Linked DNA regions of Homo sapiens: region 1 is linked to region 2. Evidence: chromatin loops called from intact Hi-C (ENCODE). Cell type or tissue: Caco-2. All regions are shown on one strand. Each heading gives the region's core, and the rest is flanking DNA. Links, peaks and the distances in the headings are about the cores only.

Evidence for each region. Hi-C counts contacts between places; a loop is a spot of excess contacts. Peaks named below come from ENCODE experiments on the same cell type or tissue, not always from the same donor. Only the 100,000 strongest peaks of a DNase experiment are listed, where the experiment ranks them.
Region 1: a loop joins it to region 2, with 6 times the contacts of the local background. A loop is called at or near these places in 1 of 110 quality-filtered maps.

The regions. Positions count from the first base shown.
Region 1 is chr3:192,887,969-192,899,449 of GRCh38, reverse strand. All of the region lies in intron 1 of MB21D2 (Mab-21 domain containing 2), which reads left to right. Among named protein-coding and RNA genes, the nearest start is that of MB21D2, 24 kb to the left of the region's middle. RefSeq lists an enhancer at 6,045-6,354. In Caco-2, for the core only: no CTCF peak of the experiment used is centred there; DNase peaks (open chromatin) are centred at 2,229 and 4,569.
Region 2 is chr3:193,013,877-193,029,940 of GRCh38, reverse strand. No RefSeq gene overlaps it. Among named protein-coding and RNA genes, the nearest start is that of MB21D2, 100 kb to the right of the region's middle. In Caco-2, for the core only: no CTCF peak of the experiment used is centred there; a DNase peak (open chromatin) is centred at 8,150.

The DNA of each region.
Region 1 (11,481 bases), core at 1-8,000, 130 kb after region 2:
TCAAGTGATTCTCCTGCCTCAGCCTCCCAAGTAGCTGGGATTACAGGCGTCCGCCACCATGCCTGGCTAATTATTGTATTTTTAGTAGAGACGGGGTTTCACCATGTTAGTCAGGCTGGTCTCGAACTCCTGACCTCAAGTGATCCGCCCACCTCAGCTTCCCAAAGTGCTGGGATTATAGGCATGAGCCACCGCGCCTGGCTGTTCAAACTCCTTAGCCTGTTCTACAAGGTTCTTGGAAACCCAGCTCCAGCCCACATCTCTAGCTTCCTCTCCTATAACCACTTCCGTTTTACCATGTATTTCTTGTATGCCTGCTATGAGATAGGCACCATGTGAGGTACTGGCCTTGCATTATATGTTAAGGTAAAGACACAAACATTCTGAACATGTTTAGAGGGCCTCAGTGCTCTTTTTCCTGTTGCCTCTTCATCCACACACTGAACTCTCAGAAGCTCTTACTCTCATTTCAACCACGTTGGCCTTTCAGTTCTTTGAAAATAGCACATCCTCCTGCCCACAGAGGCCTTTGATGGAAAGCCCCATCTCTCTCATCCCACTTAACTCTTACTGATCCGTGAGATCTCAGCTCTGTCAAATCTCCACTTCTTGGGGAGGCCTTTTGGGCCAGCCTAGAACAGGTCAAATTTTTCCCTGGCCTTCTAGCGTCACAGGTTTCTTAGTTGCACCAGTCGGTTATGAATTTGCAATTGTTTGTGCTTAATGTCTGGTATTTTACACTGCCATAGAAACTCAATGATGGCCTTTTGTGTATCTGTTTCTGTCTTTTTTTTAATTGCCTGAAAAGCAGATCAACAAATATTGCTGGTATCGTTGGCTATTTTACCTTCGTTCTTGAACTTGGGCAATTGGGTGGTTCACCATTCATGATGAGGCACTAAGATGGCTGTGTGTGTTCTGAGCTTTAAGTATATACCTTGATGTGTTTTGGGAACTTATCTTTCCTTCCTAGTCTCCCACCTCTTTGTAGCATATAATCATGAAATTATAAGACTGACATCTTTTGAAATTGTCTAGTCCAGTTATTCCCAACCTTTTCTAAATATGAGAATTTCTTTTTTCTCAATTAAGAAAAGTATGAGATAGTGATGCACACCTGTAGTCCCAGCTGCTTGGGAGGTTGAGGCAGGAGGATGCTTAAGTTTAGGAGTTTAAGACCAGCCTGGGCAATATAGTGAGATCCCATCTCCAAAAAAAAAAAAAATACGTGAGATTCATGTGTTTTTGGTTGTATTTTTGCTGTCAGTTTTTTTTTTTGAAAAATAAATAGTTATAAAATGCTACTGTGAATTTAATTATGCAAATTACTTTAAATTTTATCTTAATAGCATCTACATATACTTAAAAAGTAGTAGTATATTTGCATGAGAGATAATACTATAGCACCAATACCTCCATGCCCATGTGGTCTCTCAGTCAGGAACCAGCTATTAGTATTGGTCCTTTATTTTTAAAATTTTTTTTTTTATTGAGACAGGGTCTTGCTCTGTCACCCAGGCTGGAGTGCATGATCACAGCTCCTGGGCTCAAGTGCTTCTCCCACCTCCACCTCCCCAGTAGCTGGGACTACATGCCCTCTCAGCTAATTTTTGTATTTTTAGTAGAGATGGAGTTTCACCATGTTAGCCAGGCTGGTCTTGAACTCCTGGGCTCAAGTGATCCTCCTGCCTTGGCCTCTCAAAGTGCTGGGTTTACAGGTGTGAGCCACCATGCCCGGCCTTTGGTTTTTTATTTTACATACGTCAGATTTGGAACTGGTTGCCTGTGGGCTCATTCCACCCCTCCCCCATATGTGTTTGATCTGACCAACATGCTGTTTTTAAAATTTTGGAGCAAATATTTAAAAGCTGGGAGATTTTCTTGAAAAATGAGAAGAACTAGACGTGATTTCCTATATGGCCATAATCACCCGGACTGAATAGCAGCTGCCTCCTCTAGATGTGCCACATTTTCTTCAGTTTGTCACAGTCCTCACTAATCTCTATCTTATGGCAAGTTACTGGTAAAATGGGAACTCAAAACCTAATGACCTAACCCTTGGTTAGTGGGGCCTCCTGTCAGTCTCCACAGAGGCTTGTGAGCAGGAGCCCTGGGGTCAGGAGTCAGGAAACCTGGGTCTTTGTCTTCCACTGTTGCTCATTGGTTTGATGACCTTGAACAAGCTATGCAACCGTTCTGTTTGTTGCATAGTTTGTTGCATCAAACTAGCCTCTCTGACTAGTTTGACGACTTTGAACAAGCTATGCAACCTTTGTCACCTGTTACCACATTCTAATAAATACCTCATGGATCCCACGAGGTTGTTTGATCTACCGAGGGAAAATTGTTTGCTACAAGTTGCAGAACTTGTTTGCTATTAATTTCCCCGTTTTCTCTTTCCTTGTCTCTCTTCTCCTCCTTCCATAGAGGAATTTATGTCTTGTTTCACCTTGATGGTTCATTTTAGAAATCTGAGAAGGGAACCATAGGTTTTCCCTCACTTTCTCGCCTGCCGTTTCTTCCGCAGGTTGTGTCTGGAGGCAGCTCTGCTCCTTTCATCCCATGCTCTTTGCTCCTCCTAGGGGGTCCCACAGCCATAAGCAAGCTCCTGCAGTGACACCCAAGACACACCAACGCTGGAACTTTTTTCTCTGAATATCAGAGTTCTAGCTGGATTATTGCCTGTTGAGATACTCAGTAACTAGCCAATGATGGTAATTATTTTGGTGTTGCTAATATCCATGAACTGCTAACAAGATACTGGGCCAGTAGGGGAAGACTTAGTTTCCAGTGGCAATGTCTTTGTAGGCAAAATTTGTGGTTCTGTGTTAAGTTTTCATTGTCTGAGATGAACAATACCAGTGCTTTTGTCCTTGTGGATCTGGAAGGGAGGGTAGGCATCAGTGCCACAGAAGAAGTAAATATGAAGGAAAGTTGGGTGTGGTGGCATGCACCTGTTGTTCCAGCTTCTTTGAGGCTGAGGTGGGTGGATCACTTGTGGCCCAGAGGTCGAAGTTGCAGTGTACTATGACTGCACAACAGGGGACAACATAGAAAGACCTCATCTCTGAAACAAAAAAAGGCGAAGGACGCTGGGTTGTGTGGTGTAGTGGGAAGAAAGAACGTGGACTTTGGAGTCAGGCAGACCTACCTGTTACAGCTTGTGTGGGACAGCTTGTGTGGGACAGCTTGTGTGACCTTGGGCAAACTATCCTTTCTGAACGTTAGTTTCCTTGTCATTGTAACAGGGATAAAAGAATGTTTCATCTTTTAATTTTATAGCCATGTTTTTTTAAAAAGGTTTTGTAGAGGATGAATGCCAACTTCATAGGGTTGTTGTAAGGATTAACTTAATGCATGTGTTGTATGTTAAACGAGCAGCGGAGTACATAAAACTGCTCTTCTCTTCCACGTTTTTGTGGAAAATCCTTTTTTTCCGTCTCCTTAAGTAGAATTAGTATGTTGCCTGTAAAAAGAGAAGTAGCATAAAGTTGTCTGAATAAAGGTCTAGTGTGATTCTTTGTGCAAAGAATTTGACTCAACAGTTTCTTAGGCCAGGCATGGTGGCACACATCTGTAGTCCCAGCTACTTGAGAGGCTGAGGTGGGAGGATTGCTTGAGGCTGGGAGGCAGAGGTTGCAATGAGCCAGGATCGTGCCACTGCACTCCAGCCGGGACAACACAGTGAGAGCTGGTCTCAAAAAAACAAACAAAAAAAAACCCCAAAAACCCAACAACTTGAGTAGGTAGAATGAAGTTTCTAGTGATTTTCTAAATGTCTTATAAATAAACAAAAGCTAGATTTTCCAGGAAACTGAATGAAATTTTCTTTTTCTTTAATAGTTTTCTGGATGTTTTAAAAGGTATATAATTGGCCAAACAGTGTGCTTATTCCAGCCACTCTGTAAACCAAGCCCAAGTGGGCCTTCAGAAGCAGAAGAGAGTCTTTGCCTCTCTGCAGTGAGTCGTTGGCTTCATTGATTGAGGACCTCTTGCCTGGCTGGATTAAAGTGATTGAAACAGATTGAAATAAAGCTGAGGTTTCAAACGGATGCTTATATTAGTAATTTTTACTTAGAACAGAAGAGATATAATTGAGAGAGACCTGATTTGGAGATGATGGGGGACTATGTCTGGGTGTGGGAGTATGGAACTCCCTCTTGAAAGTCTGCATGTGAGATTTAAGATTCCACCAATCTTCTTGAGGGTGAAGGTGGTGACATGGGTTGGGCACCTGCTGGTGAAATGAAGGAGGTGAGCACTGGACCAGAAGGAATGGTATTAAGAAAACACTCCTGTTCCTTCAGGCCCCTTGAGAAGCGGGAGCCATGGAGTGATTCCCTAGCAGGCCCCCTTGGCCCCCTCCCCCCCAACCCAGGCCACCGGATTCGTGCTTCTGTGTAGGACTGGCTGGTTATGTGGAGAGGGTTAGTGAAAAAAGAGTTGGTGATGAGTTTGATGCCCAAAGAACCCTCTTAGATGAGACGAGCTCGGGAATGTGCTCTGAGATGTCAGACAAAGAGGAGATTTCTTTATCAATGTTTGTCTTTCTTATCAGTCTTATCTTTTTGTGTTGTGATGAGGTGAGAAAAAGCCTAAAGGGAGGTTTCCCTTGAGGGAGAGCTGCCTGGTGAAATTGGCACACCCTAGTTAGAATGCATGCACCTGCTACTCAGGTGAGAGATGGAAGAATGGGGTGGGAAGCAGCAAAAGGATTCTTAAAGAATGGTGGAAGGTGGAGGGACGGAGATTCATCTCTAGTTTGAGCAATAAAGTGGAAACTCCAATCGCTTTCTCAGAAAAAAAAATGACACTGTGTTATGGACATGGGCAAAATGTTTGTAAGACTGGCAGCTTTTACATGTTCTCAGGTTTGTTTCTCCAGTTACCTGTTGCCTCCCTATTAAAATGAGAGGTGAAGACCTCTCAGGTGAAAATAGTCCCTGTGCTTATCTTCAAGGGAAGCCAGGTACAGGATTGGGCAAAAAGCTGCGGAAACCACGTTCTACTCAAAAATCCATTGGAGGCCAGGTGGGGTGGCTCATACTCCTACCACTTTGGGAGGCCGAGGCGAGTGGATCACTTGAGGTTAGGAGTTTGAAACCAGCCTGTCCAACATGGTGAAGCCTCGTCTCTATTAAAAATACAAAAAAATCAGCCAGGCATGGTGGTGGGCGCCTATAATCCCAGCTACTCCTGAGGCTGAGGCAGGAGAATCGCTTGTATCTAGGAGGCAGAGGTCGTTTTGAGTCCAGATTGCGCCACTGCACTACAGCCTGGGTGACAGAGCGAGACTCTGTCTCAAAAACAAAACAACACAAAACAAAAACAACAAAAATTTGCTGGGGAGAGAAGAGCTTGAACAGGGAACAGAATGGGAAAACAAGAGTGGCTCTTTAAATTATTTCTTTTTTAGAGACAGAGTCTGTCTCTGTTCCCTAGGCTGGAGTGCAGTGGCACAATCATAGCTCAGGCAGCCTCTAACTCCTGGGCTCAAACAATCCTTTTGCCTCAGCCTCCACAGTAGCTGGGACTATAGGCACAGACCACTATACCCAGCTAATTTTTAAATATGTAGTAGAGATAGGGTCTCTCTATGTTGCCCAGACTGTTTTCAAACTCCTGGCCTCAAGCGATCCTCCCACCGTGGGCCTCCCAAAGTGCTGAGATTACAGACATGAGCCACCCCCCAGCCAGAGGTGGCTCTTTAAAGATGTGGGGGACGGGAATCATGCACTGGTTTCGAAAGGGAGAAAAGTGCTTGGACACGGGGGAATGCCTGGACTGGACCCTGAGAAATGGGCAGTGAAGCCCACCTGAGGCTAAGTGCTAAGTGCTGAGAATTGTTAAGGATGTTTCCCAGATGTTTGAGGAAATGCGATGTTTTCCCATACAGTCAAGGGGTGTTGGCAGCCTTCTTCTGTCACTTACTGTGTCATCTTCAGCTAATCACCTCCTCTTTCTGGCCCTCACTTTCCCCAACTATAAATTGAGGAAATTAGGCTTCCCTTCCTGGTCTGTGATTTTAGGACTCCGTAAGTAGAGTTGCCTCTTACTGATATCAAAACCTGTGTTAGGTAGCTATACTTTTGAAATGATGGGTTAGATGTAGAGATTTGCAGTGGTGGTCGGTTTGAGGGCAGTGATTTATATTTCAAGGAAATGTTTGGAACGCAGTTTCGGTTCTCATTCGAAGAAGTAAAGACGTCATGTCACTTGACACATGGGGAAACCCACATCGCTGGCTGTGGCTCTCAGAAGAGTGACTCATTAAACTCCAGGGGTGCTTTGACCTGCGTTGGGAGGTTGGTAACTTGGCCCCTGCTGCTTTTGGTGGTGCAAAAGCTCTGGGCAGCTGGCTGGGCTGAATGTAACTGCGTCTTGGAAGGCACCAAGGCGGCCCTGAGCAGTTTACATTGACTGTGGAAGCCAAATATTGTCGTGCAAATTAAGTAGGACACCAAAAGGAAAATTCATCTTAATCTTCTTTAAATACTTACTGCTCATTTGCCAAGGTTCTAAGTAATACAATTTCAAAGGTTCAGAGGTGTCTAATACAATTTTCCCCCTTTTGTACATAATTCTATGCCCTTTGTGTAATTCTGTTAGAAACATTAGGGTAATTATAGAGCTACGTTCTGCTTTTCAGTTGCTATAATATTAGCCTGGGTCTGCTCGTACCAGCTGTATTAATAAGCAATGACTATGGCCGGGCGCGGTGGCTCACGTCTGTAATCCCAGCACTTTGGGAGGCCGAGGCAGGCAGATCACCTGAGGTCAGGAGTTCGAGACCGGCCTGGCCAACATGGTGAAACCCCGTCTCTACTAAAAAAATACAAAAAGTAGCCAGGTGTGGTGGCAGGTGCCTGTAATCCCAGCTACTCAGGAGGCTGAGGCAGGAGAATCTCTTGAACCTGGGAGGCAGAGGTTGCAGTGAGCTGAGATCATGCCAGCCTAGGCATCAACAGCGAAACTCTATCCCAAATAAAAATAAAAAAAGCAATGACTGAAGTTTAGCAAACTCCTAAATTAAGACTTTTTCTGAGCCTTTCTCTGTAGCATGTATTTGCTACTAGAGGCAGGCAAGGTCATAACCTAGGGTGAGCTTTGGGTTATTAATTCAAAGACCCAGTGTCTAAATCCTCATCTGTAAAATGGGGACAAAATTATCTGAACTCCCAGTCACTGGATGTGGGGACCAGTGAGCCTGCTGGGTGTGAAAGCACGTTGGGAGCTGAAGATGGACCCTGCCTCACGGGCAGTGGGGGTTGTTATGTAGCACGATTCCTGAAGTGTGGGCCAAAGGAGCTGCCAGTGCCACATGAATTTGTGAGTGGTCGTCATGGGTGTGTGTCATGGAATAGAAGTGTTAATATTTAATATCTGGGCTAATAATTGTAATCATTGTTTGACACAAGAGAATGTACAAGATGATTTTACCCTATGAAGTAAATGAGTTTGTTTTTCTCCATTCTACAAACCAAGCAGTAAAAGTGCAGGTGGGTTAAATAATAGGCCTAAAGTCGAATCAACCATCGGAATGTAATTTGTTAAAACTTTGCCTTTTGTTCACAGCTTTTAGAGTTTTTCTTTTCTCATGGATCACATTTTTGGGAAGGGCTTCCCATCACCTCTATACCAGTAATAACAGCTGACATTTATTGAAGCTTGGTCTGTGCCGACACATTTTACAGATGAGAAAACTGAGCTAGAAATGTTAAGTAGTTTACCAGAGGTCATGTAGCTGGTGTGGAAGACCCATTTAAGTTTTGCTATCTTAATAACAGTAATAAAAGCATTAACATGTATTGGCTGTTTGCTAGGTGCCAGGCATCATGTTAAACAGTGTCATCTAGAACCTCATTTGGTATCACACTAAGCCTGCAAGGGAAGCCCTTGAAAATGTTATGCAGAGGGAGGACTCCTACCATCTCTCTTCTCTTGCAATGGATTTGCAAATACCTTTCTTTTGCCTTTCTTTTACCAGCTTGGAAACAGCAAATTTCCAGTGCCTCTTATGATACCAGCTTTTCCTGCTCTTGTTCTGTTACATTAATTATTTTGTTCTATTTATTAATTATTTTCCTGCTCTTGTTCTATTACATTAATTATTCTAATCCAGATGTTATGAATCGGCTGCCTGCAGTCTGAATTTGGCTTGCAGCCTTGTCCTGTTTCGGCCTTCAATGTATTACAAATGCATGGTTGAATTAGATGGCAATGTCTAAAAATTCAGGTGACCATATGTAAATCTGTATTTATGTTTTCTCATGAAAAATTGCATAATACACCTACCTGTTTGAGATAAAATGACTCACCCAATTAATGTGACCAGAAAACTTCTATAAGAACTTTGTACAAGTCAGAAGATGATGTGTGTTTTGTAGTTTAAATAAGTCTCCCCCTGCGTGGTATTCCTTTTCTTTGAGATAAGCCGCTAAGAAATAGTGAACATGACCTCTAAAAATACAACTCTAGACTGGGGTAGGAGATGTTGCTATCATTTCTTCCCCCACGCAGGATAAACTGAGTTTTTATGAGTAATATTTAAAATCACCATTCTTTCTTCCTCTCCCCATGTCTCTGCGTGGACCTAGTATTTAGGGACTCCTGAGAAGCACGTACATCTTATATCAATAACCGCCTGCCATGGAGGATGTGAGGAGGATCGTTATGACGTAATGCCATATCCTCAGAGCATGTATCATTTTTGCCGAAATTTGTTTGTTTCAAAGGTTTTTAACCAGATAGCACAATCACTTGGCTTCATGGCTTTCAAAATTGATGAGTTTGTACCTGCACAGTCGGGAATGGCAGGGTATGCCAACTGTGAACTTTATAGGTAGGATTTTTTTTTTTTTTTCTGTAATCATTGCTTACAGAACAGATTGCATCAGACTTTTTCTATACCTAGAAAATTATCATGTGGGAAGTTCAGGTTTCGCTTTTGTCCTGATGCCCCATCAGACCTTACAAGCTAAGCCTGCCCCATTCTAAAACCCAGGCTTTCTTTAAAGGACAAGTACAAGCTCTTTGTTTATTTGGTGTCTTGAGTTTCCAAGATATGCTCAAATTATGATTTCCCTAAGTATATTGCCTTGAAAATACCAGGAAAAAAACCTTCTTAGTCTTTTTATTTATGTTGGGAATTTCTCCTGGCATCTGTGATCAGTGCAAATAGATCATCTACACAATGATGAGAATTTCTGTTTGCATATTACCATTAGCTAGTTTTATATACTAAAAATGGACCTACATACCTGTTCTGTGAGGGAAGCAGGGACATGCTCCACTATTTATTGCAAGGAGATATTTTTCCAGAAACACCAGAAGGATGTCAAGAAAAGGTTGCTCTTGGTTCTTGTTTCTGTTATTCTGGGAATAAATAAAGGTAAAAAGAATTGTTTTTTCTGCCTAGCTGTAGTTTCAGAAATGGCATTAGACATGTGTTATTTCTGGAAATCTGTCCTTCACAGTGAAGTCATTTCTGGTGTCTACCGTTGGATTTTTTTTTTCCTAACTGACTAAGCAACACTTTTATTATTTTATTTTGTTAAACGAAGTGTTGACTCTGGATGTGGGTGTTCAGGACCTTAATTCTTTTCTGTTGGAGGTCATTGGACTGAGTTCAGTCCCAGCAGTGATAAGAGTTATAATGTTTTCTTGTTATGTTGCACGCTTTAGAAATAGTTCACAAAACACTTTTCACATCTTTATACTCTGCATACATGGATTTTTCTTGTTTGTTAGGTATTTTGGCTTGGGCTTGAGAGTCACCCTGGAACAAGCCTCTGGAAACTGTATTTACACATTTAAAAACAAAAAAAATCTTCCTGTGATAAACTCTAGGGCCAGCAGAGGTAGGTAGGACCTGGCCTGGGCAAGTGTCTTGTAATTTCCCTAGAGGCTGCAGCCTCAGGGAAATGCTGCTGGAGCTAGGTACAATAAGACTTTTTAAAAAGAATAACACTATCAAGTAAAAATTAAGTATTAATTGCAAAGTTAGAGCTTCAGAGCAAATCAACTTCCTGTAATAAGCAGCCCATTGAATTCTTTTCTGCCAAGAGCTCCTGCTCTCTGGGTCTGTGCATTCCAGCCATTCCAAGCTACTCACCAGTCTGTTCTCACATGCTTCAGTGTCTTAGTTCATTTTTTCCCTTTTTTATGTGTTATAAGTACTCTTTGAAGGTCCAGCCCCAAAACCATCTTAATAGAGAAACCATCTTAATAGAGAACTCCTTAACCCTTTTGTCAGAAGGGTTTCTCTGCCTGCCTGAACTAACTGTATATTTGTGTGTGTATCTGTTTGTTGAATACATCATAAATAGATTTTAATTCTTCTGCCTGGTGACATTTCCACTGGATTGCGTGCTTGCTGAAGGCAGGGACTTGGGTGGGTTCTTTCCATGCTCCTCCCAGTGGCTGGCTCCCTGTCATGCATATGTGAACCATAAGGGGCATGATTTGAGCTGGTAGAGATGATAGAGTCCCTTAGACTCTACCAGAGTCCAGATCGCACCACTGCACTCCAGCCTGGGTGACAGAGCTGGACTCTAGATAGCTTGGTCTGGAGTTCACAGGTCAAAGAGGGTAGCACCTTCTCCTTTACATCATTCTGCTGAAAGAAGCTAAGAATTAACATTTTAGGAAAAATACTTGCAAAGAGGGGAGGGATTTAGTGAGTAAAGACTCAATAAATAAAATACCTTAGTGACAGAATGTTTTAGGTGAAATAAGTCATATAAACTGCTTCGTGCTCACCTCGAAAGCACAATAAATGGGAGCTGTATGATCATATGGTAAGAGCTTAAGAATTGTCAGTGATAATCCCTGTCCTGTAGGCATTCATAGTCTACCAGATAATAGAGCATTTCTCTGAGGACGGAAGACTTTGGTTAAGTCAACCTGACAACCATAAAACATTAGAGGAAATAACTGTATTTTGTGGATAAGATTTTCTATGGGTAGAAATTCTTCTTTTGATTCTTCAGAGATGTTGATGGTTGCTTAGGAGCGCGCGTGCTTTAATGAATGTTATTTCTTTAATGGAATTTACTAGAGCTTCCAAGATATACTGCGTTTAACCTTCTTATAGTTTGTTAATGATTCCCAGCTCTTGCCTGGGCCTCTGCACTTTGGCTTCTGGATGTGTTTCTTTGGCTTAGTCATTACTTAATAGATTGAGGAGGAGAATCTTTCAGGGCATTAGATTTTCATGGCTATTTAAGGAGTTCAGATTTAAGTGTAAGGCTGGAATAAAGCTGATTGCTAGGAGGTTTTTGTATGATGCTCTCCATTTTAGAGGTTCTCACTAAGTGGATAGTGATGCCTGGTGCTGGGGTGCAAAGGAGCCGGGAGACTTTTTCCCAGAACGGAGGAGCAGTGTTGGTGCCCTTCTAGTCCCCAGATATGCAATTTAAATAAAGCCTTGCTAGATTCTCCCCTTGCAAATGCTTGCAGCCTACGCGTCCCCTGTTGCCT
Region 2 (16,064 bases), core at 4,869-12,868:
ATTTTGGGAAGAGAGAAGCAAATCAAAGCCTCATTACATAGCCAAAGTAAATACAGACCTTTAGTAAAGAAGGGATCCAGGTGTTTTCTATGAGCTTACCTGTTAGTCATACATAAATTAAGTGCCTACTTGTATTTCTGTAGCAAATGACAATCATTAAATTAGTTTTTTACATCCAGGAGTCTTATTAGTGACTATAGTTGAATATGGTTTTATTAGACTAAGCGAGTACTTTAAACTAAGTATGTAGTTTTCTATTGCTGCTATAACAAATTACCCAAACTTATTGACTTAAAACAACATAAATATATTATTTCATAGTTCAGGAATGTCAGGAGTCCAAAACAGGTATTATAGACTAAAGTCAAGGTATCAGCTGAGCCGTGTTCCCTCAGAAGGCTTTAGGATGTTGCATTTTCCAGCTTCTAAAGGTTGTCTACATTGCCTGATTTATCCTGATTGATGACCTCCTTTCAAGAATAGCATTGCATCCCCCTCGGCTTCTGTCTCCACATCTCCCTCTCCGACTCTGACTCTCCTGCCTCACTCTTATAAAGACCCTTATGATTACACCGGTCCCACCAGATAATTCAGGATAATCCTACCATTTCATGATCCTTAATTTGATCATGCCCATCAAGTCCATTTTGCCATATGAGATAACCTGTTCGCAGGTTTGGGGATTCGAATGTGGGCTTCCTCGGTGGGGGGTATTATTCAGGCCTCCGCACTAAGCTAAAGCAGGTGGAATTCTGCATTTTCTAATGTAAGTGTGGATTTCCTAATCTATAAGGCAAGGTAGGGAGAGAAAGCCATATTTGCCCCAGAGTCTGATCTTAGCACTTATCCTCCCACTGCCATATGATTTGGGATAAGCCGCTTTCAGGGTTGGGACTAAAGTGAGATGAGTTAACTAAGGCACACAACTTAAGGTAGCACCCCCACTCAGGTGCCAACCTGTACTTGCACAACTCTGAGACTGACAGTGAGTGCCTCCTTGAATTTCAAGCTCTAGGAGGCTTTCATGCCTCATCCTATGCCCTGCATTGCTTTATCTGTCTATGGTTTGGTTTTCTCATCTGTAAAATTAACGTACAAAGTTAATAATCATTGCTCCTTTTTATCTTGCTTTTTTGTTTTATTTTGTAAGAAATAAATGAACTAGTGGAGATGAAAGCATTTTAATAGCACAATGTCATGCATACATTAATAACAACTAAGGTTTTTTTTAAAGCATGAGGCTAGAATAAGGGATACTTTCTATTTTTCACCCAATTAGTATAATAGTTAATTTATGTAAACAAAAAAGTGTTAATGAATATGTTTATAAAGATGAATTAGGAATGTATTCATCTAGGAACTGTGTTCATTCGGGACAATGGTTTTTCAGTCTGGGCGATACATTGTCATCACCTGCGGAGCTTTACAAAGTGCTGGTGCCTGGCTCTTATCTCCAGAGAATGTCATTTAATTGGTGTGGGGTACAGCCTGGGCGTTGGAATGTTTAAAACTCCCCAGCTGACTCTAATGTGCAGCCAAGGTTGAGAACCACTGGTTAATGACTACTTTTAGAAGCCTCAGAAATGGGTTTTGAATTGATTTAAATTTTATGGAGGGTATAGCACACACATTTCCTGCCTGCAGAATGTATTCCATAGAATCAAAGTGACAGGCAAAATTCTCAAGATTGTATTCTGATTCAAACATAAAACCTTTCTGTTAACAATAGGAGACATCTAAACATCAAAATGCAAGTAAATGCTTGTTTTCAATGACAACAAAAAAGTACCGTGCGCAAGTAAAAAAAAAAAAAAAAGAACAACCAAATACAGTGTTTCTTATATAGATTAAATCCTATCTAATACAGTGGTTTTGTTCTTTATATTGACCAAGGCAGTGGTTCCAGATCTTGACTGAACATTAGAACCATCTGCAGAGCTTTTAAAATTCCAGTGTCCTAGCTGCACCTAAGATTGATCGAGTTGAAATCTCTGCAGGTGAGACCCAGCATCCGAATTTTTTTAAGCCTGCCCAGGTGACTTCCATGTGTCGGCAAAGTCAGAACCCATAGCCTAATTAACTTAAGCTCAAAGTCAATACAACCAACATTTATTGAGAGCAGGCCATTGTCAGAGATTGCAAGAAGATGCTCCCTACCCCGAAAGGCACTGAGTCTAACACCAGAGAACAAACATGGGGACACACAGTTGATAAAGGTAAGAGCAAGATGCAGTGGGAGCGCAGAGGAGAACAAGCTTGCAACAACTCCTTGGACAAGGCATGGGAGAGAGGAATGAACCAGACAACTACAAGGATCAGCGAGGGATTCTGCGAAGCTGAGATGTGAACTGGGTTGCTGCGAGATGGGCACTTGTAGGAGAGCACCTAGCATGTGCAAAGCACGGAGGCCTCTATGAAACAAATTGACTATGTCACATAGGATTACTGATTTTCTGAGTTAGAATAGGGTTATTTAAACTACCTTATTGCATAAAGAGCATTTTAGCATCATCAGCTCATTTAAACACAATTCTTGAAATACTATTTAGCAACATAAAGGGTCAAACTATCAATACACACAAACAGTAAGAAAGATAAATCTCAAGGAAATCATGCTGAGTAGGAAAGGCCAATCTCAAAACTATATATCGTATGAAATCATTTATGTAACATCGTTGGAATAACAGAATTCTAGTGATAGAACAGATCAAAGGTTTCTAGGATTTAAGGATGAGGGAAGAGGCTGGGTGTGGTGGCTCACCTGTAATCTCAGCACTTTGGGAGGCTGAGGTGGGAGGATCACCTGAGATCAGGAGTTCAAGACCAGCCTAGCCAACATGGCAAAACCCCGTCTCTACTAAAAATACAAAAAATTAGGTAGACGTGGTGGTGGGCACCTGTAATCCCAGCTACTTGGGAGGTTGAGGGAGGAGAATCACTTGAACCCGGGAGGCAGAGGTTGCAGTGAGCCGAGATCACACCATTGCACTCCAGCCTGGGCTACAGAGGGAGACTCTGTCCCAAAAAAATAAAAGGGGCAGGGGGGATGAGAGAAAGAGGAAAAGGGGAGAGTTGTGAGTATGAAGAAGTAGAAGGAGAGGGATAAGTGTAGTGATGGATTACTTCTGTATCTTAATTGCAGTAGACATATCAATCTACACGTGAAAAGGGACATACAGCTGTACACACTCACACTGTGCCAATGGCAATTTCCTAGGTTCAATATTGTGTTCTAGTTAAATAGGACGGCACCAATGGAGAAAACTGAGGGAAGGACACACTAGACCTCTCTGTACTATGTTTGCAACTTTGTGTATTTCTATAATTATTTCAAAATAAAGTTTTTCTTTAAAAAAGACCTCCTAAAATAAAATAAAATGAAATGGATTGTTACCAAAAAAAAGGCCCTGCAATTCTATTATTACTATATGACTCAAAAGGCAGTTTAGGGCCTAGAAAAGGAAAAACATTTCTCGGTGTTTCTTTTCTTTTTTTAAAATTTCTTTATTCTCTCCTTACTTCTCTGAACTTCTCTGTATCCTTTCTTTCTTTTCCTTCCATTCTCTTGCTTTTTCTTTTTTCTCCTCCAATATTAATCTCTTCTCCAAAACTACAGCTTGAAGAATACATTTATTATTTATTTATAAATAATAATAAAGGGCCTAAGTCATGGAGAAAAGTTAGTGATGTTCCAATAAGTCTCTGTTGTTACTAGGCTACAAGCCCATTCTGAAAATTTAGCTTACAATTTAAACAGCAGGACACTCATATGCTGTTTTATTAATATGCTAACTTAAGGCTAAAATAAGAATCAAATAACATCTCAATTATAACCACTTTGAGTTTCTTTAGTCTAATGGTGATATACTGGCAACAAAGAACAAAGTTTTGGAATGAGGACGAAAAATGCAGCTTAGATTTTAGAGATTAGAAAGTTTCTATGTTTACAGATATTGATTACAAACTGATATGTTAAATTATGTTTTGCTTAAAATTTGTTCCTATAACAATAGTAAGATGGTCCTTTACGGTGAGAATTTGTGTATTAACCTCACTAATATATCTAATGAATTTAGGTACTTCTGTTGCAGCTAAATGCTCTTGAAAAATTATCATTTTTTAAAAATCACATTTTTCTGTTGATTTCCATTTTAATAGCAAAAATAAGTTTGTTCCAGCAGTTCTTGCAACTGCAATCCATAGTGAGAAGTGGGTTGATTAGGAGGTTCTCCAAGGATAGGCAGCCAGGCTCGGGCTGCAGTCTGAACTCAGGCCTGATTAAAGATTCCCTGCTCTTCCCACTCAGTGACTGATGTTCTTCACAATAGACAAGATGCTGGAATTCAGAGGCCTCAGCACTTTCTCAATGAGGTATCAGTGCTGTAAATAAATCATTCCTTGACCTTTAAATGCCATTTATATTTCCAAGTAAGAAACATACACCTAAAATTATTGGAAGGGATAAATGGAATTTGTTCAAGCAACAAAAATAAATGGAGCTTTTTCCTTTTATAAAGAAATTTACATACTTCAGAAAAGCTAAAAATACCTTAATTGGAGAGAATATGAATATCCCTTAAGGAAAATGAAGTAGCTAATTGTACCAAGAAATTTAATGAGATTATCACATACCTTAATGGTTCTGGAGAACCATGGCCTTCCTTTTTTAACTGTTAGAGAAATCTGTACTTTGGTTAACTCACAGAAAGTGGATAATGCACCATAATGGGTTTCTGAAAAGCTACTCTATTAAGTTCTTCCAACTCCAAGTGACCAAATAAAGTCAAATCACAACAAATCTAGAAAAATAAGTTGTGAATTTAAAGAGCAGTCGAGCCTTCTTGAAAGTGAAATATAAAATAGATGTGCTAAGAGCTACTTTCAAAAAATAAAACCCTAGACCAAGTTTCAAATCCTAGGATGTATGGAGCAGTCCCTCATGCATGAGTTTCTTGCTGGTGGCAATATAATATGATTTGATGTGGAACCAAACTAGAGAGCTTGGAGGACCCAGAAGATAAACTCATTGTAGAACTCTGAATCCTGACAGTGACTTCACTCTTTCTCCTGTCATCTGCTTCCTAGCTCTCCTTACTCAGTTACCCATGATTCTCCCTGGTCCTAACCCAGTGCTCTTCTGTCTCTGGGCCTTCCCTGCAATGGGTATTATGCCCATTGCATCCTTCACTCAGTCAGTATCTATTTGTTGAGCATCTACTATATGTGAGGGACAGAGGAAAAGATAGAATCCCTGTCTTGATAGAACTTAACTGTAAGTGGGAGAGCAAACAAACAAACAAGATACAATTTTGGATTCTAAGAGCTAAGAAGAAAATCAATAAGCAATGTGATAGAGAGTAGATGGGCAGAGAGACTCATTGAATACATATTTGTAAGCATAAATAAGTGGCCTCTTCTTTTTTCTTCATGTTACTTGAGTGTTGTTTGAATTTTTACAAGAAAAATACAAAATGCATAATTGTAATGTTTTACATATTTAAACCAGTAAGTCCTACCCACTAACCTACAAAAAAAATGAAATTCTACTCCCTTATTACAGAAGAAGGAAGCGAGGGCCACAGAGGTTGAAGGACACTTTATCAAAATTGCATGGCTGGTTGAGAATGAACCCAGGTTTCCTGATGAGCTAGCATACTGGCTCCTAGAGAGGTCAGCATGCCGGGATCCTTTGCTGCATGTGTGAATTCTCATTTATTAAATCTATATCTGTTTGCAACATGTGGGTATTGAGGATAAGATGTATGGAGCTATTCTCTATATAAAGAATACGTGTATATTTTTCTATAGTTGTGGGAGTACAAAGGGATGGATCTGGGGAATTTAGAGTGGGCCAGAGAGTTCTTGAATAAGCAGGAACTCACTAAGAACAGGAAGGACTGATGGGAAGCTAGGATCTCTCTCGTTCTCTCTTTCACACAGGTCTGCACACACACGAACACACATACCTCACAACCCAGGTAAAAAGAGGACCTAACAATGTGGGGTAAAATGATGAATGGATAGATAGACACATGTCCTAAAAAAATAGCTGACTTCAAAGACCCATGTCCCTCACCATCACATCCTGAGAGATAATGCCTCTGCATGACACCACTCATTAAATGACAGTCTTAAAGTATAATGAAGTGAAAGGTAAACTGAGTCAGGATTTTCTGTGGCCATGATTTAATAAACATGGAAATGAAGAGGTGTCCTCCGGGAAGTAGAAGAGAGGACAAAAGAGTATGTCTCTTTGGTTTGGGGATCTTTGTTTTGTTTTGCAGGTTTTTTTCATTGCCTTTCATTTAGTGTGTGACAGGTTCTTTGAAGTGAAAATAAGATAAATATTGTATCTGCTGCTCTGATTCCAGCTAGTTTCTCAGGGCAATTATTGTGGGGGAGCTGGGAGAGAGAAAGGCTCTCTCTACCCTGCCCTTCCATGAGAAGTCTTCATGACCAAAGAAACCCTGTCCCCTCTCCACTCTTTACTCCTCCCTATGGGGAGAAGGGCTGTGTCTGATTGGTTGGGACTAAGAAATGAATCTGCATATTCTTGGCCCTTCATCTTTTCTTTTTCACTCTGAGTTCTGATCTTTCTGCAGGAAGCATGCACCTGCTCTGCATCTCGATCCCTTGAGTCTTACAAGGGCAGGCACAGAGCAGGGGTGCTGTGGTTAAGTCTTGCTACTTCTGGGATTCAGTATTAGTAAGCCTGCCAGCCTATAAATAGAAACTACATTTTCCAACATCAACTTCATTGGTAAGAAAAATAATATGGGCCGGGCGCGGTGGCTCACGCCTGTAATCCCAGCACTTTGGGAGGCCGAGGCGGGCGGATCACGAGGTCAGGAGATCGAGACCATCCCGGCTAAAATGGTGAAACCCCGTCTCTACTAAAAATACAAAAAATTAGCCGGGCGTAGTGGCGGGCGCCTGTAGTCCCAGCTACTTGGGAGGCTGAGGCAGGAGAATGGCGTGAACCCGGGAGGCGGAGCTTGCAGTGAGCCGAGATCCCGCCACTGCACTCCAGCCTGGGCGACAGAGCGAGACTCCGTCTCAAAAAAAAAAAAAAGAAAAATAATATGTTGGCTCCCAACCTACCTTACTCTTAAGCCTTATTTTCCCTTTGGTTCAGAACTCAAGTGAACAAGAAGGGTGCTATTCATTGGACCCCATCCAATCTCAACAACTATACATGGAATGGCAGAGAAACAGCCCTCTGGTCAAACTGAGTTTGGGGTTGATGACTTGGGACCTTGTAGTTGCATACTGCTTGACACCAGTCTACCAAGAATTATTCAAGTCAGAAGACAATCAGCATTTTATTTTTGCATTTCTTGAACAAATATTATAGAAATAAATATATTTCTATTATTAAACACTTGTGTGCACTTCATATAATTAAATATTTTTATTGCAATGAAAACAAATTATCCCACTTGGATGGGTTTAAGTCTAAGAAAAATGTCAGCTTGTCCATCAAGTCAGCCTTGCTGGCACCTGCAAGATATGCTTCCTTCTGCCTCAATTCCTAAAGTGCTTCTTTCGTATCACTCAAGCTACTCACCACAACAGCAGTCTATGGCAGCTGTGAATACATCTTCTCTCCCATTTCTAGTGTTGTTAGCTCCTGAAGCCCAGGAACCTTATCTTATTCATGGCTGTATGCTTTGCAGTATCTATTATAGAGGCATGCAATTTGTAGATAGCAAGGAAATGCAATTTTAAAATGTTTAAAAGCAAGCAGATCATAAACCAAAGGGCTTAGAGTTGATGGCAAATAATATCAGGTACTTTTCCTCTGCATAGCCATTTAATTACATATTTAAAAATAAATGGACATCAAGGGCAGCCTTGAAAAGAAGTTCCTAAGGAGCATCCTTGGGAAGTTGAGAAAGGTAGAAAGAGGGAGGAACAGTGACTTTTATCCTGCGTTATCTCATGTGGAGGAACGGTGACTTTTATCCTGCGTTATCTCATGTTTTTCATTATTTCTTAACCTTGATAACTTACATTTCTCAGGCTCTCAGAATCTATTAGCATAATGCAGGAACCCACCCCCCTACAAAATCCTCTCCTCCCCGTCACCATCTACAAATATTTGTCTTAGGTGACCCTGTACATTCCTATCAATGTAGTCTCCTGCCAGAAAGCCCCTTGAGGTACCTGACTCCGCCATTCTAGCTGCCTTGATCCTTGACTGAGGCTTCTAATCCCTTTCTCACAGGCAAAGCTGCTTTCTCAAGCTGGCAGATGGCCTCGGGACACCGGATCCTCACAGAGACTGAGGAAACTGCACCACATCACCTCAAAGAAATAATATGTTTATCTTTATTGTCTCCTAGAGAACTCTAAGAAAACAGTTTCTTCACCTTCTGCCTGGTGTCTCATCCTTTCTCCTTATCCTTTCTTCCACTAGATACACTGCAAACCTCTTCCACATTCAGAAGAAAAGGTCATGAAAATCTGTGCTTGAGGATCTCACTCACACCTCACCTGTGTCCCCAAAGCCTTTCAACAAGAACTCTTGCCATGCCGGCTGTTCATTGCTTCAGGCCCTGCCTTATCCTACGTTGATTGGCTTAAGAAGCAGCATGTTCACAACATGGAGAAACCCCGTCTCTACTGAAAATACAAAATTAGCCGGGCATGGTGGCGGGTGCCTGTAATCCCAGCTACTTGAGAGGCTGAGGCAGGAGAATCGCTTGAACCCAGGAGGCGGAGATTGAGGTGAGCCGAGATCGTGTCACTGCACTGCAGCCTGGATAACAAGAGCGAGACTCCGTCTCAGAAAAAAAAAGCAGCAGCAGCAGCATGGAGCCTCAAAAGTTCCGGAGAAATCATCCATAATTAGCCACACAGTTAGTCCAGCTCTGAGCCTGGGGCTGAGACATTTGCCACTTCCTGTCCCATCAGTGCTCCTATAAGCATGTCACTGCCCAGCTCCACAGCTCAGACCCCACCACAGTGGAGTGGAACTGGATAAGTGAGCAGGAGAGTAGAGACAAGAGCCCTGGGGTGAATGTGATCTCCACGGTCTCTCACTCCAGTTCCAGTTCTGCTGCTATGTCCATGTGACCTTGGAAAAGTAAGTCACTTTCTCCACTTGTTCCTCAGTTTTTCCCATTTATACATACGGTGGTTAGACCTGGTAATCCCTTTGACATGCTACGAATAAATGACAGTTTATATAATAGAAATACTAAATATTAAGTTTTGGGCCCTGGTTCCATCTCATTTGATCATTCACACAGTTCCTATATTATCCCGTGCTCATTCATGCATTTAAAGCTTGGGTCCATTTAAGATTACAAAATCCAAGAAATGCTAGTTTCAGAAGTCCTATTCATATGTTTTTTAAGACGAGAAAATAACTCGTTGCATGCTCACATGCTGTACAGCAACAAAGCCAGAGGCTGACAATGAACTAAGTGGGAGCAATACTTACTATTCCTGGTAGAACAACCAATCCAGTGGTGAAAATTCAGTAGCCAAGGTACTGTTTCTGGTTTAAGCTATGCTTTTTGCCTTGGCTGAGGAAATATACCAAAGCATTGGGTTTTATCTGACACTCAAGGAAAGCCATATCACAAGAACTGGAGTTTGCGTTGCAAAGTAGCAAAAATCATTCATTGACTTGAGCTGCAGGAGGCGTATGCATTGTGCAGTCCACACATGAGAAATTGCACCCCTTCTCTCCATGAGAAGCTGGGCTCAAACTGATTGCATTAATTTTATTGATCTATAGTCTGTGCAAGATAAAAGTCCTATGATTGCGTGGCTAACCCTGGTAATACTCTATGCTCCTTGACAGGTTTTCTGATAGGTCTAAGAGTTGTTTTCCCCCCAGGCCGCATCTTAAAGAACCAACTTCAGCATTTTCATAGGAGCCAGGGATGCAAGAGATCTAAGGAGTTTCCTGTGTTAACTCTCTTTCTCCAGTACAAGGATTCACATATTCTTAAAACATCTCTAAGTATCATCCAGCTTAGAGCAACATATGTAACTGGCAAGAAACTCATGATTCTTCAGTCCATCTTTTCCATTTTTGGCCAGCTTCAATGGTTAGAAAGTCCCAAAGAATTATGAGTCCACAATGTCTTCCTACCTAGGTTACCTTGATTTATAAACTCTCGGCCCAGCTCCTCACACATAGTACTTGATAAACATTAATTATAATACAGGTATTATACTGAAACAATTCCCTATAGTATATTAAGACCATGGATGTTGAAGGCAGGCATGCCTAAAGTGAAGTGTAACTTTGGGCCAAGTGTTCCTTAGGCCTTAATTTCCTTATTCATAAAATGTATAGTAATAGCTCCAACCTTACATGTATTACCTATTAAATGAGATAACGCAAGTCACATACCTAGTACAGTGACTCACAGTAAGCACTCAAAATATTTAGCTATTATTAATATTATCATCAATAATTATTTCTGGCGATGCTCTCTTCAATTGAAAAATTATCAGGCACATACACTGGAAGGAGAAGGATGAAATAACTTGTTGAAATAGTTAGCAATAGAAAACCTCTGCCTGATGGCAGAAACTCTTTCTTAGTCCATCTCTCAATCTCTTGTGCATAACACAGTACTTGGTGTAGGCTACATAAATATTTATTGAGTTGAACTGAACTAAACTTTCCATTAATGAGGACATACCAAGTGTAACATCAAACTATGTTTTCATAGACATTCACATTTTCCCATTAAGCTTTATTTAGAAAATATCTATGGCAAATGAATCCTCTGTTGCCATATTGACTGTTAAATCCTCTTTGCATAAATCCATTTTTACCCTTCTGTATTAATCAGGGTTCTCTAGAGGGACAGGACTAATAGGATAGACGTATATATAAAAGGAAGTTTATTAAGAAGTACTGACTCACACAATCACAAAGTGAAGTCCCACAACAGGCCGTCTGCAAGCCAAGGAGCAAGGAAGCCAGTCCAAATCCCAAAACCTCAAATGTAGGGAAGCCAACAGTGCAGCCTTCAGTCTGTGGCCGAAGGCCTGAGAGCCCCTGGCAAACCACTGGTGTAAGTCCACCAGTCCAAAAGCTGAAGAACCTGGAGTTCAATGTTCGAGGGCAGGAAGGACCCAGCATGGGAGAAAGATGAAGACTGGAAGACTCAGCAAGTCTAGCCCTTCCACGTTCCTCTGCCTGCTTTTATGCTAGCCGTGCTGCCAGCTGATTAGATGGTGCCCACCCAGATTGAGGGTGGGTCTGCTTCTCCCAGTCCACTGACTCAAATGTTAATCTCCTTTGTCAACACCCTCACAGACACATCCAGGAATAGTATTTCACATCCTTCAATTCAATCAAGTTGACACTCAATTTTAAGCATCATACCTTCCTTTATCTTTTCTACATCATTTGAATTATTGGATCTACTTTTGCTATTGCTTATGTAGATGGATATCACAATCTATTATTTATATCAGCCAATAATCATAGACTTGGAAGAGGCCTCGAAGATTGTTAAGTTCATCCTGTATATTTTACATATATTGAAACTAAGACCTAGTAAGAAGGAACAACATGTCCAAAGTCACCCAGGTTTTTAATAGTAGAACTAGCACCAGAAGTCCGGGCGTGATTGCTCATACCTGTAATCCCAGCACTTTGGGAGGCCGAGGCGGGCAGATCAAGAGGTCAAGAGATCGAAACCATCCTGGCCAACATGGTGAAACCCCGTCTCTATTAAAAATGCAAAAATTAAATTAGCCGGGCATGGTGGCGGGCACCTGTAGTCCCAGCTACTCGGGAGGCTGAGGCAGGAGAATGGCGCGAACCCGGGAGGTGGAGCTTGCTGTGAGCAGAGATTGCGCCACTGCACTGCAGCCTGGGCGACAGAGCGAGACTCCGTCTCAAAAAAAAAAATTAGCTGGGCATGGTGGTGCATGCCTGTAGTGTCAGCTACTTGGGAGGCTGAGGCAGGAGAATCGCTTGAACCCAGGAGGCAGAGGTTGCAGTAAGCTGAGATCATGTCACTACACTCCAGCCTGGTGACAGAGTGAGACTCTGTCTCAAAAAAAAAAAAAAAAAAAAAAAACCAACAACAACAAAAAAACTAGCCCGAGAAAATTACTTCTGACTCCCAAGTTAGAATTCCCTTTGCTCTACCACACTGTTAGTAAATACCAAGCGATTCATCAGTATGTGACATCTCTGGCATTCTGAGCTCTGTTCTGTGAGGGTAATTAGATGTATAGCCTCCCGTTATATTTGTTAGAGGCATTTAGAGATATCAGCTATTCTTTCGCCTTCACCTCCCTCTCTCTGGCTATTTCCACAGATTTTCAACTGATCACTTTTTAAAATCATATCATTTCTATGAATCAGGCTTATTTGGATGTGGGTGACAGGAAGCCAACTCAAACTAATTTATGCAAAGAACAATTATTGGGAAAGACTGCAACATGTCTTCTAGTGGTAAAGGAAGTGAAATAGTGAAGGACTTTCTAAAGAAAAGAACTGTTTGGGATTCATGAATCTTCTCTGTACTGCCATTTTCAATGACACCCAGTCTCTCTGTCTCTTTTGTTTTTAGTTTTAAACGAGAGAGAGAGAATAGATCAGCTCAGCTAATGTCCAGTGTCCAATTTGCTATAGTGAGAGTTGGAAGGTTACCCACATAGTACAGCTCCACTAGAGACCTCCCTTATCTGAGCATCAGAGGCTGTCCCTAAAGAAAAAGGAATCATTGTGAAGAGAGCAGCAGCCCCAAAAGGTATGTATAACATTTCACTACATATCTCCACAAGTAGATCGGGAGTTTCCAGAAGGCAAGGACCACGTCAACTTCATCTTTATACAGTATTTTCAAACATTTTTCTTGCCTTCTGTGTAATAAACACCTAATGCACATTTGTGGATCTGAATTGTATTAGATCTACTGTTTCTTTTTATCTAGGCCTACTGAACTAAGCTAAGAAAGCTACAGTATACAACTAATAAGAAAGAGGACTTTGCATTGCTTTTGGTTATTTGGAAAACCTCAAACCCAAGCCAATACATCCTCACTCCAGTGAAAAATACCTAACCACGCTTCCCTCCCCAGTTTCCTGTAGATACAGAGTTCCTCTTTCTCGGGCAGCCTCTCTACTGGAAGTGTTTCTTCCTGACATCCTGGAGCTTCCCCACAGCTAAGTCTTCAGTGTTTCAAATAGAGCCCTGCTGTGCTCAGGTCATTAGATTCTTGTCTTTCCTCTTCATATGACAGACATCGAGAGAACACATTCTCTTCTCCTGAGAAAAAGCTCCAATTAGATATGCTCATTAAAGCCCTGTGATTCTCCTGCTTCCTTCAAATGGACAACAAAAATGAATCACTTTATGCCGACCTGAAACCTGGCCAGGGAGCGCCTGCCCAGGCCACGTGCGGGCTGACTGCCAGGCCCTTGTGAGATGCACTAGGCAGTTTCCCTGTCAAATACCAGATTCTGCTGCTGCCTTCCAGCTGGTTATCAGAGCTGGCAGGCAACTGCATAAAGAACCCTGAACAAAAGATCACAGTTTACCCAGCATCAAAAGGATAATAACAAATTAAGGTGAAAACAAAGTCAAATCTGCCCCCATTCTGCCCCTAATTGGTCTCACTTACCCATTCCTGGCTTTTCAAGTATAGGCTATGTGCTCGCTTCGGCAGCACATATACTAAAATCAAGTATAGACTATGATGGCGTGTGGTGGGAAGAGCACGAGATGGGAAGTCAGAACACCTGAGTCTGCTCACAGGCCCTGCCTCTAACTAGTTGTATAATCTTTCAGCCTCAGGTACCTCATGTGAAAAGAGGATACTATTAAGATCTTGCAGGTCACATACTTTATTTTAAGGTATGTCCCAATACTTTACTACCACTGATAAAACCACCAGTATTAGCTAATATTTATCAAATATTTATTCTGTGTCAGACACTGTTTTGTGCTTAATTACTATGTATTTGTTTATTTAATCCTTATAACAACTTTTTGAAAGAACCTAGTAATATTATTTTTCCCATTTTGCAGATGAAGAAACTGAGATTTAGAGAGTGAAATAACTTGCTCAAGATGATAACAGCCAGTAAATTATAGAGCTTCACAACCCATGTTTTTCATCTCTGCAGTAGTAGTCCAATAACATCTCAGTTATTGGACTCAGTTTGAGGCAGAGGGAGGCTAAGCTTCCTCCTTGGCCTCCCTCTGCCTCAAACACTTGGTTTCTGGTCTTAAGTACATGATATTATCTCCTTCAAATTGGTTCACTATTTCTGTACTAACCGATGAGGTCTGATTCCTTTTAAAAACCAGCACATTTCTGCCTTCTAAAACCCACCATCTACCATCCTCATTTGCCAATGCATGTGTTGCCTCATTAAGTCATCCCTTTTATTATTATCAGTTACCTCTTGACCATTATGTCCCATCTTTCCAGCCAGATTTGAATACATGAAAGACCAGGACATGGATCACACTTCTTTGAACTACACTTAGTCCCTGGCACAATGTCTTTGTGCCAATCAGTAAATGTTAGTTGGGTTTAGTGTAGCTTCTTCCTAAGCTCTAGCCTAAACTATACTCCTTATTAGTGTCTATATGGTTATATGTGCTCTTTTTTGGGAACTATGGGATTAGAATTGTCGACCAGAAGCCTGGCAGCCCCCTCTGGGAGACATCCAGCTTTCATTGTGCAGGCAGCAGTGGCAAAGGGCACCCTGACCTATTCCTGTGTTCCTCTGCCAACTTGGTGAGTTACTTATGCCAGAGCTTCACCATGTCTGCACACCACCATGTGTCTGATGGGATCAGGACAAGCTTTCCTGGTGACGCCAGCCAAGAAAAAACAGCTGGCTAATGTGAAAAGGATGTTACCAGGCACCTGGCCCGCTTAGATCAGCTTTCTGTGCCAGCTTTGCATTCTGCATCAAGGCCTATGGTGACAGTAGGGATGACTACACCTTCTCTCCTCTCCAAAAGCTGGTCTGTAGGTGCCAAGTTCATAATGGTCATCTGTTGGGCTGTCTGTACATAGCACCTGCAGCTCAAACAACTAAGTCTGGAAGTTGCCAAGACCTTGGCACTCCCAGGGTATAATGGCAATGCCAAGAACTGAGGGGGCGACAAGTGTCCAAATTGTCTCATTGCCTCCTCTTGGAAGTTCCAACACCCAAATGCTGAAGGATATATGAAAGTTATTCCAGGTGCATTGTATTTTAGAAACATCATCTATTTCAGCAAATAGAGGAGATGCAAAATGTTCAGAAAATTGTGAGGAGCTTGGTGATTTTCAGGAAGGATGATGTCCTTTTATTGCTCCCACAATACTGAGTAATAAACAAACCTCAACGTGCTTTTAATAGCTAGCTGATCCCCGGTTTCACTGACAGCAAAGCAAGATAAACCAACTCTGGCTACAGCAAGAAGAGAAATTTGTAACCCTTGTTTTTCAATTGTACTCCTGCTGGGTGTGGTGGCTCATGCCTGTAATCCTAGCACTTTGGGAGGCTGAGGTGGGTGGATCACCTGAGGTCAGGAGTTCGAGACCAGCCTGGCCAACATGGTAAAACCCCATCTCTACTAAAAATACAAAAAATCAGCTGGGTGTGGTGGCACACCCCTGTAATCCCAGCTACTCTGGAGGCTAAGGCATGAGAATTGCTTGAACCGCGGAGGTGAAGATTCAGTGAGCCGAGATCATGCCACTGCACTCCAGCCTGGGTGACAGAGCAAGACTCCGTCTCAAAAAACAGCAAATAAATCAATGAATAAATAGTACTCCTAAGACTGCTTTGAAGGAGGTAGTGGGCAGGAAGGGTCCTGAATGGGGAAAATGGCAACAAAAGGAGAAAATACAAAAACATTTTTATCATTGTTTAAGTCTCTGTAAAGATAATTGACTTTTTAAAACAAAAATACTAACAAGGTACTGTGGGATTTATAACATAGGTAGAAGTCAAATGTGCAATAACAGCGCAAAGGCCAAGAGGGGAGAAATGTAGGCATACTCTTGCAAGGTTTAAATACTTGATGTGACACAGGATATCATGTGAAGAAAAACTGGAATAAAGTTAAG